Regions from separate parts of the Homo sapiens genome. Here regions 1 and 2 are each linked to region 3. The links are chromatin contacts, found by Hi-C or POLR2A ChIA-PET in ENCODE. All regions are on one chromosome and are shown on one strand. Each heading gives the region's core, a stretch centred on a gene start or an enhancer-like site at or near the end of the contact. The rest is flanking DNA. Distances are from core to core; before and after follow the strand shown. Region 1 holds the start of RNFT2 (ring finger protein, transmembrane 2). Region 2 holds the start of TESC (tescalcin). Region 3 holds the start of TPCN1 (two pore segment channel 1).

Region 1 (2,700 bases), core at 166-2,665, 3.5 Mb after region 3:
AGGAGGACACAGAGCCCCCAAATTAAACGAAGGGCACCCATGCGAGGGCTGGCCGACCCTCGCCACCTATGTCTTGGTTTCCCCCACTGTAATACTGGGAACCCCACTTCTCCCAGGCCTGCTGCGAAGATGAAGCCAGCAAATGCACGCCCTCTCTTAGCTCTGGACCGGGCAGGTGAAAAGCAGGGAGGTGTTCATAAAAGCAGTCCCCACCGCTGAAGGGTCCTCAACTCGGGGTTCTAGTCCCAGCTCTGCCCTGGCCTAGCAACCCCTTCCCGCTGCAGGGACCAAGGCGGTGGGCAGGTCCCTCACCCGTGCTGAGACCGGGACAGGAATGCGCACCTCTCCCCACCCTCGGACGCCCCGGCGGCGCCGCTGCAGAAGTCGGGAGGTCGGACAAACGCGAGGAGTAAGGAAAAAGAGGAGGAAGGGAAGGAAGGAGGAAGAACGAAGTGAGGAAAGAGGATGTCAGGGAAGAAAGGGAGTAAAGGAAGAAGGAAGGGAGAGGGGGACAGAAAGGAGGAGGACGGAAGGAGGAAGGGAAGGAAGAAAGACGGAAGGGAAGGGAGAGGAAAAAGGGGAGGAAAGAAGAAAGGGAAGGGGGAGGAAGGAAAGGGGGAGGAAGGAAGGAGGAGGAAGGTGAGGAAGGTAAGGAAGGAAGGGAGGCAGGGAGAGGGGAAGGAAGGAGGAAGATAAGGAAGGAGGGGAGGTAGGAAGAAGGGAAGGAAGGAGGAAGGAAGGGAAGGGGAGAAAGAAAGGAAGGGAAGGGGTAGGAAGACAGGGAGGAAGGAAAAAAGGAGGAAGGTAACGAAGGAAGGAAGGAGAAAGTAAAGTAAGGGGGAGGAAGGAAGGAAGAAGGGAAGGGGAGGAGGGGAAGGGCGGCCACTGACCTGCTTGAAGGTGCTGCTGAGGAAGTAGACGAGCGACAGCCCGAAGACCAGGGCGAGCACCCACCTCTTCCGCAGAAGCCGGCGCCACACCATGGCCGCCAGGTTCACCATCCCGGCGCGGACGTGGGGCGCGGCGGCCGGGGCGCGGAACGCGGCAGGCCCGGGTCCCGGGCGGCATGGCCCCTACGCGCCCGGCAGCCCCATCCCTCCAGGCAGGCGCCGGCCCCGCCGCCCGCAGCCCAGTCTGCTCCCGGCAGCCTTGGGCGCAGCCCCACGTGACCCCGCCCTACGCCCCGCCTCCGCTCCGCAGCGACAAGGGCTAGTCGCGCAAGATCTTCTCACCATTGGTCCCTAAGGAACGGCGGCCTCCTATTGGTTAAGTGCCGGGAAAGGGGGCGGACAATCGCGTGAGTGCTGCGGGCGTAGCTGTGCCCGGGTCCTAGCGCCGGACCCGGCGACGCCAAGAAACCACCCAATAGGAGGCCGGAAGCATCGGAAGTCACATGCTGCCCAGGCTGCGCGGGTGATTGGCTTGGCTGGACCTGAATGATGCGGCTGTGATTGCTGAATTGTCTGGGCAGGTAAAAAGAGAACGCGATTTTTTTTTCTTTTCTCCCATCATGGTCTGTGTAGTCTCCTGCCCTTGCAGTCCCAGAGCGTTTTGCGCTGTGTGTTGGTTGCAGGGATGAAAAGCGCTCGCGACGTTGTTCCCGAAGTGCACCTGCCGGCTTCCAGTCCAAGTGATGCAGGCGATGCTCCTCTGAGTGCATTTCGGTGCAGTCCTGTAACGGGCCCCAGGGGCGCAACTTGAACCATCGCAAGCATCGAAAAGTCTCGGTGCGGTCCTTCAAAGGGACATAGTGGGATGTACAGAGCAGAGGATTAAAAAGCGTTTCATTCATTCAGATGCATCCCGCGTGCAAAAATTTATTCCAGAATTATGTACGGCCTGCTTCCGACAAAGAATCCGAAGCCTCTTCCAATACAAGCATCCGAAAGTAGAGTTTCGAGCATTCGATTTAGGAGTTAAATGTGTGGATGAGAACTTTGGAATATGAATTTTATTTTCCCCCAAGGATTTGCAATGTGGGATAATGGAGGGAGGGGCGAGAGGAGGATTAAGTTGAGATTGCAAATTCTTGAAAAATATTTATATAATGACCTTTTCTTGATATATGAAGATGCTGCTGCTGACCGGTTTGTTACCTAATTTTTCAAAAGAGAAAGGAGGCTTCACTGGCGGGTCATTTTTAATCAGTGGCCCTAGTGACACCATTGCTGCCCCCTCAAGAAGCCTGGTCAGGATTAGGAAGTCATTCAACAGCCAATAATCGTGCCCTAAACTGAAGTCAGACACCATCTGACTGATATAGACACCCTATATCCACAATATTGGCTCTGCCTCCAGAGACAAGAAGATATTCACGGAGGCTAAACCTTTTCATGGGAAGTAGATGGCCCTTATTACCTTGCTAGGGTGAAAGGTGGGACAGGGAGCAAGGGATCTAGAAAAGGGGAACTGGGAGACCCATAGATGTTTTATTCATTGAGTAAATACTTGTTGAGCGCCACTCTGTGCCAAACAGTGTCCTGGATGCTGAGGCAGAGGGGTGATCCAAGTAGACAGGATCCCTACTTTCAGGAATGGCATTTATATTCTAATGGGGAGGACAAATCATAAATAAATAAGCAAACATGAACAAATAAGTGCTATGAATAATATAAAACAGGGCAATATTACGGGGAGTCAGGAGAATGAGAAGAGAAGGCCTCTGGGAAGAGACGACATTTGCCCTGCGGGACCAAGCCC
Region 2 (2,700 bases), core at 201-2,700, 3.9 Mb after region 3:
TTTCTATATCTCTACACACACAGAGATACAGATATAGACGTATAAGTGCGTGCATACACACACCAGTTATTAATGGTTTTCTGCAATTTTCATCCAGTTCTCCTGGAAAGGGGTATTTAGATTGGGGGTCAAGAGGGGTTGCTTTTCAGCTGACACACAAACAGCTGGGCCACCCTCTCTTGGTGATCAATACTGGACGCTGGTTCTCTGCACTTGAAGCAGGTGCCAGGAGCTAGCTCTTTCCCAAAATATCTGCAGCTCCCATTTCCTGAGCGTCTACCAGGTACTAGGAGAACTCTTACAACAGAGAAGGAAAGCTGAGAATCAGAGAGGTAAAGTGACTAGCCCAAGGTCACACAGCCAGGAAGTGCAGCTGGCAGGGTTCACAGCCGGTCTGTCGCTCGCCAAAGCCGGTTTGCCCACACACCTGGCCCCCGCGGTCTCCAGTCCACACCCTGGTCCACAGCCAGAGGCAGAACTGGCCATGCCGAGTTCAGGACCCAGGGCCAAGTCCCCAGCCCGGCTGAACTCGGGCAGAGAAGCGCTTTCTCCGCCATTTCCCTGCGGGCAGCTCGGCCAGGCCTCCCAGGGCTCCCCGCCTCCGGGCCGATGCGGGGCGCGCAGCCTTTGCTGGTCCCGGGAGACTCAGCGAACTCAGGGGAGGACGCTGGGCTCCGGGCAAAGTGCTCTGCGGCCGCTGCCTCGCTAAGTCTCCCAGCCACCCGCGGGGATGAGGCTGCCTGAACCCATTTTACAGATGCGAGGACGAAAGCAGGCGCCGGGCGCCGGCTCTCCCGACTAAGGTCACCCGGCCGGGGAGCGTCGGAGACCTGTTCCCACCCAGGTCCGCCGACTTCAAAACTTTCCGCTCTCGCGCTCACGAATGCAAACGACTCTCAGGTGTGGGGCGCGCGCGCCAGCGGGGGTGCCTGAGGGACTTGCCCGCCCGGCCTGAGGCACCTGCCCTGCGCTTGGGAAGCCTGGGCCCCGCTCCCTCCCCGGTCCGCAGTCCCCCGGCCAGGGAGTTCCCGGGCCAGTCCGAAGCTGAGCGGCTGCGGCACTGAGCATCGCCGCGGAGCTCCTCGCCGCAGCCCGCGAGGTGGCCAGCGGGGACCCATTTGAAAGAGGAGGAGACTGAGGCGCAGAGAGGGCCCGCCACTGGCCCAAGGTCACACAGCGCGGCGGCGGGCCGGGGTCCCCAACAGTGGCCGTTCGGAGGTCCCGCCCCGGTCCCCGCGCCGCCCCCCGCGGGTACTCACAGCCGGTCTTGCCCTCGAGCTCCCGCACCTCCTCAGACGCGGAGTGGGCAGCGCCCATGGTGCCCGCGGCGGGGGCCCCGGGGCGCGCGTCCCTCTCAGGCCCCGCACTGGCTTCGGCTGCGCAGCGGCGGGACTGGCCTCGGGTCCGGCCTCGGGTCGGGACGCCGGCGAAGGCTCGGAGCCGCGGGTTCCGCGTGGGGCCGGAGCGGGGCCTCATATAACGGCGGAGGGCGGCGCGCCGCGGTCCTAGCGCACGCCGGTTTCGCGCACTGCGCGGCTAGGGGAGCGCCCCGCCCCGCCCCGGCCCGGAAACCGCCGGGAAGGGGACCCCGGAGCCCACCGCTCTGGAGTCCCCGTTCGTGCAGCAGTGCTCACGTACCTCGTCCCTTCCGCACACCTGCTGGATCTGGAAGGAAGCAGGTGTGAGCAAATTTGGGGGCGTGGGTAGGAGGGGTGGGACCCCTGGGAGGTGCTATGCCCACTCCCAACCCATCCCACCTTACATCCTCCAGATCTTAGGAGGGAAACTCCACTGAGATAGTCAAGGAAGTCAGCGAGCATGAAATAGCTCTATGGAGAACAACAGTAATAATAATCCTATTTGAAAATGCACCATGCGCTTTGGTTTTTTCCAGGAAAGCCCCAGCACCTTCTGAGGTGAACACACCCACGTGGCGGCCCGTGTGGGCCCTGCACAGCCCGGTGGCTGAGAGGCACCTCAAACTGCAGGAGCGGGCTGGGCGCATGGCTCACGCCTGTAATCCCAGCACTTTGGGAGGCCAAGGCGGGCGGATCACTTGAGCTCATGAGTTCGAGACCAGCCTGGCCAACATGGTGAAACCCCGTCTCTACTAAAAACACAAAAATTAGCCAGGCGCGGTGGCACATGCCTGTAATCCCAGCTACTCCGGAGGCTGAGGCAGGAGAATCACTTGCACCTGGGAGGCAGAGGTTGCAGTGAGCTGAGATCTTGCCACTGCACTCCAGCCTGGGCGACAGAGCAAGACTCTGTCTCAAAAAACAAACAAACAAAAAAACAACTGCAGAAGTGGGCCCAGGAGGCTGCATTTGGGACAAACTGCTGGAGAGAAGGCAATGCCGGTGGTCCCCATGCCCATTAGGGAAGTTCTGGGTTAAGATGGCTTGAGGGGTTGGCTCTCCATCCAGTTGGGGTGACTGGGGCCGATGCTGTTGCCTGTGTAATGTGATTCCTCCTCCTTAAAATAAGGATAAGTTAATGAGATGTCCACCAGAGGGCCTGGCGTGGACACAGCACATGGCCACAGAGGCTGGTGGGCGCTATGGAATCTTGTCCCCTGGAGAGGCACACAGCCAGGGCAGAACATCAAGGTCAAGGCTCTCCTGAAGGCTCTGCAGTGCTTAGTGACACCACCATCAATGACCGTCAGGTATCAGGTCTGTTCTGAACGTTAGTCTCGAT
Region 3 (2,700 bases), core at 15-2,514:
TGGGAGTTAAATTCCAAAGTTAGGATAAAGGCAAAAGTGGTGTAATAAAAATTACCTAATTTATTTATTTATTTGAGACAGAGTCTTGCTCTGTTGCCCGGGCTGGAGTGCAATGGCGCTATCTTGGCTTACTGCAACCTAAGTCTCCCGGGTTCAAGTGATTCTCGTGCCTTAGCCTCCCGAGTAGTTGGGATTACAGGTGCGCCTCCATGCTCAGCTAATTTTTGTATTTTCAGTAGAGATGGGGTTTCACCATACTGGCTAGGCTGGCCTAGAACTCCTGACCTCAAGTGATCTGCCCGCCTCGGCCTCCCAAAGTGCTGGGATTACAGGCGTGAGCCACCATGCTCGGCAAAAACAACAACAACAACAACAAAACAAACAAACAAAACTACCTAATTTAAACACTGAAGTGAGATTGCCTGCTCACCGAGGAACGTATGGCCGTTGGGTGAAATGGGAGGGGACTTATAAACTCCCCTCCCACCCACAGCTCCCATGTTTGACTTGAAATAAGTTAACTACGATATGACTCTGCTTGACTGTTGTCCTCCTCGTTTTAGGGATGAGGGAGTGGAGCCATGAAGTGGGCAGGTAGAAGGGCAGAATGGAGGCCGGCTCCCTGCAGGTTGTGGAGCGAAAGGTCCAGACTAAGGCAGGAGCTGAGGGACAGGGTCCTGAAGCTGAGACGAGATCGCAGCGGGGGCTTCTAATTCCTCAGGGAGCCAAAGGACAGAGGGCTGAACCCTATTCCACATCTCCCCCGATCCGCGACCCTTTCCCAACTGGCTACTCACCTGCTCTGACCGCTCCAGGTTTCCCTAGCCACAGTTACCGCCGCGGTCCCTGCGTTGCTAGGTTACCCGCCAATCTCAGAAGGCGAGACTCGGTGTCTGACTGACCTTTCTTTTCACCATTCAATTTATTGTTCCGCTCAGTTGTCCCCACCTCCTGAAGTCTGACCAATCAGAAGCACCGCCATTTTGACCTTTCACCAATGGAAAGACTTGGGACTCCCTCTGGGTTGGACTCAACGAGTAAGGCGGGGAACAAGGGAGGAGTAAGGGGCGTGGATTCTTCGTCCCGCCCCTTCTTAAGGAGGCGGGCAGGGAGTACCGCATCGGCGGCGGGCGAGACCTGCGGAAGGACGTGATAGTTGGCCAATCAGAGTTCATCACGGTAGCCCAGTTAGCCAGTAGGACGCTGTGAAGGGGAAATGGGGCGGGGCCAGCGGGGTTGAGAGGACGGTAGGCGGTGGATAGGAGAGCTGGCGCAGCTGCCCTGGTGGCAGTGGCTGAAGTGGCGGCGGCTTCGGCGGCTGCGGCGGCTGCAACAGCTTCGGGCTCGGGGTTTTGGCGGCGGCGCCGGCGGGCTAGGCTGCGCGGTGCGGACCCCGGCGCGCGGTCCGGGTTGCTGGGGCGGCGCGTGTAAGAATCCGAGGGATGCGACGGCTTGGCCCGAGGGAGAGGGCAGGGATCAGGGGTCAGAGGACGCGGAGTAAGGGGTTGCGGCGCAGCACTCTGGTGTGGGAGGTGGGCCGTACGGGCCCAGAGGGGGCGCAGGGAAGTCTCCACCGCGCTTCTCTCCGTCCAGCCCGGGCCGGGGCTTTGCACCCTCTCTCCTCGCCCCCGACTTCTTAGGGCGACCCTCACGTGGGCTCCCAGCCAGGGGCTGGGAGCACGTGGAGCTGGAGCCAGCTGTCCTGCCTCCTTCTTCCTCCCTCCCTCGCTCTTCTCCCTGGCGCCCTTAGGTGACCCCACAGGAGTCTTGTGCCTGGGTCAGGCTGCCCCAGCGGACAGCGGGATGGTAGCTGAACCTCTTCCCCTAGGCCCTTTCCCCAGCGCTGGCCAGTTGGGTCCTCTGTAGAGGCAGAAGCAAAGCCCGCGGAGGGAACACTGGACCAGGACGCAGGAGTCCCGGGTTCTAGCCCTACTCCTCCACTGTGTGACCTTGGGCAAGTCTCTTCCCCTCTCTGGGCCTCATTTTTGTCTGTCTGGAAAAATGACGTGTTTGAATTCAAATCAGGGGACTGGTTCTAGTCGTAGGTGTATATAGGGTAATGGTTAAGCAGGCAGGGTCCCTGATTCAGACTGCCTGGGTTGAAACTTATAAAAGGCAAGTTAACCACTCCAAGCTTCAATTTCCTCATTCCTAAAGTGGGGATATTAGCTAAGATAGGATTTTTCAACAGCAGCTCAGTTGACATTTTGAGCCACATAATTCTGTTTCGGGAGGTCTCACCTGTGCATTGAAGCAAGTTCAGTGGCATACCTGGACTCCACCCACCAGCAATCCCCCCACTCCCAAGTTGTGACAGTCAAGATGTCTCCAGACATTGCCGATGTCCCCATGGGGGCAAAAATCACCCCAGTTGAAAGCCAGTGGGCAAAGGCAGTACAGGCAGGCAAGCAGTCATATATTAAACAGTTAAACAACCGTGTTGAAGCATTTGAATGCGAGGACTTTAATCTATGGTGGCAGATATCATGAAAATTATGCATGAACAACCCCCCTGCCTCTTTTTTTTTAGCTCATCATTAATGGTAGTGTATTTTATGTGTGGCCCAAGATAGTTCTTCCAGCGTGGCCCAGGGAAGCCAAAAGGTTGGACAGCCGTGAGTTAAAACATAGAAACCACTAGCCATTATGATAATGGTAACATTAAGAAACCTCTTCTCTGTGAGTTAATAAATTCTCCTG

Evidence for each region. A loop is a pair of places that touch in the nucleus more often than their neighbours do. ChIA-PET counts read pairs that join two places held with the same protein, here RNA polymerase II (POLR2A). Pooled maps may share reads with other maps.
Region 1: a loop to region 3 is called in a map of CD4-positive, alpha-beta T cell, with 13 times the contacts of the local background. The contact joins the promoter of RNFT2 here to the promoter of TPCN1 in region 3. A Hi-C loop is called at or near these places in 2 of 168 maps with a recorded cell type or tissue (CD4-positive, alpha-beta T cell and naive thymus-derived CD4-positive, alpha-beta T cell) and 8 of 50 pooled maps. POLR2A ChIA-PET finds 5 or more read pairs at or near these places in 1 of 52 experiments (PC-9).
Region 2: a loop to region 3 is called in a map of psoas muscle, with 19 times the contacts of the local background. The contact joins the promoter of TESC here to the promoter of TPCN1 in region 3. A Hi-C loop is called at or near these places in 1 of 168 maps with a recorded cell type or tissue (psoas muscle) and 3 of 50 pooled maps.

Annotation. Positions count from the first base shown.
Region 1 is chr12:116,736,900-116,739,599 of GRCh38, forward strand. It overlaps RNFT2 (ring finger protein, transmembrane 2), which reads left to right and starts at 1,416. Exons shown (of 11, transcript NM_001382266.1): 1 at 1,416-1,471. SPRING1 (SREBF pathway regulator in golgi 1) reads right to left here and starts at 1,170. Exons shown (of 5, transcript NM_024738.4): 1 at 891-1,170. The coding sequence starts at 1,001. RefSeq lists enhancers at 1-670, 1,439-1,698 and silencers at 859-908, 989-1,248.
Region 2 is chr12:117,097,966-117,100,665 of GRCh38, forward strand. It overlaps TESC (tescalcin), which reads right to left and starts at 1,451. Exons shown (of 8, transcript NM_017899.4): 1 at 1,260-1,451. The coding sequence starts at 1,317. It overlaps TESC-AS1 (TESC antisense RNA 1), which reads left to right and starts at 1,502. Exons shown (of 3, transcript NR_120464.1): 1 at 1,502-1,679; 2 at 2,488-2,675. RefSeq lists silencers at 847-946, 1,017-1,126, 1,187-1,706, 1,445-1,583, 2,450-2,667.
Region 3 is chr12:113,220,200-113,222,899 of GRCh38, forward strand. TPCN1 (two pore segment channel 1) reads left to right here and starts at 1,265. Exons shown (of 28, transcript NM_017901.6): 1 at 1,265-1,427. DRC10 (dynein regulatory complex subunit 10) reads right to left here and starts at 895. Exons shown (of 5, transcript NM_001330452.2): 1 at 798-895. RefSeq lists an enhancer at 494-643.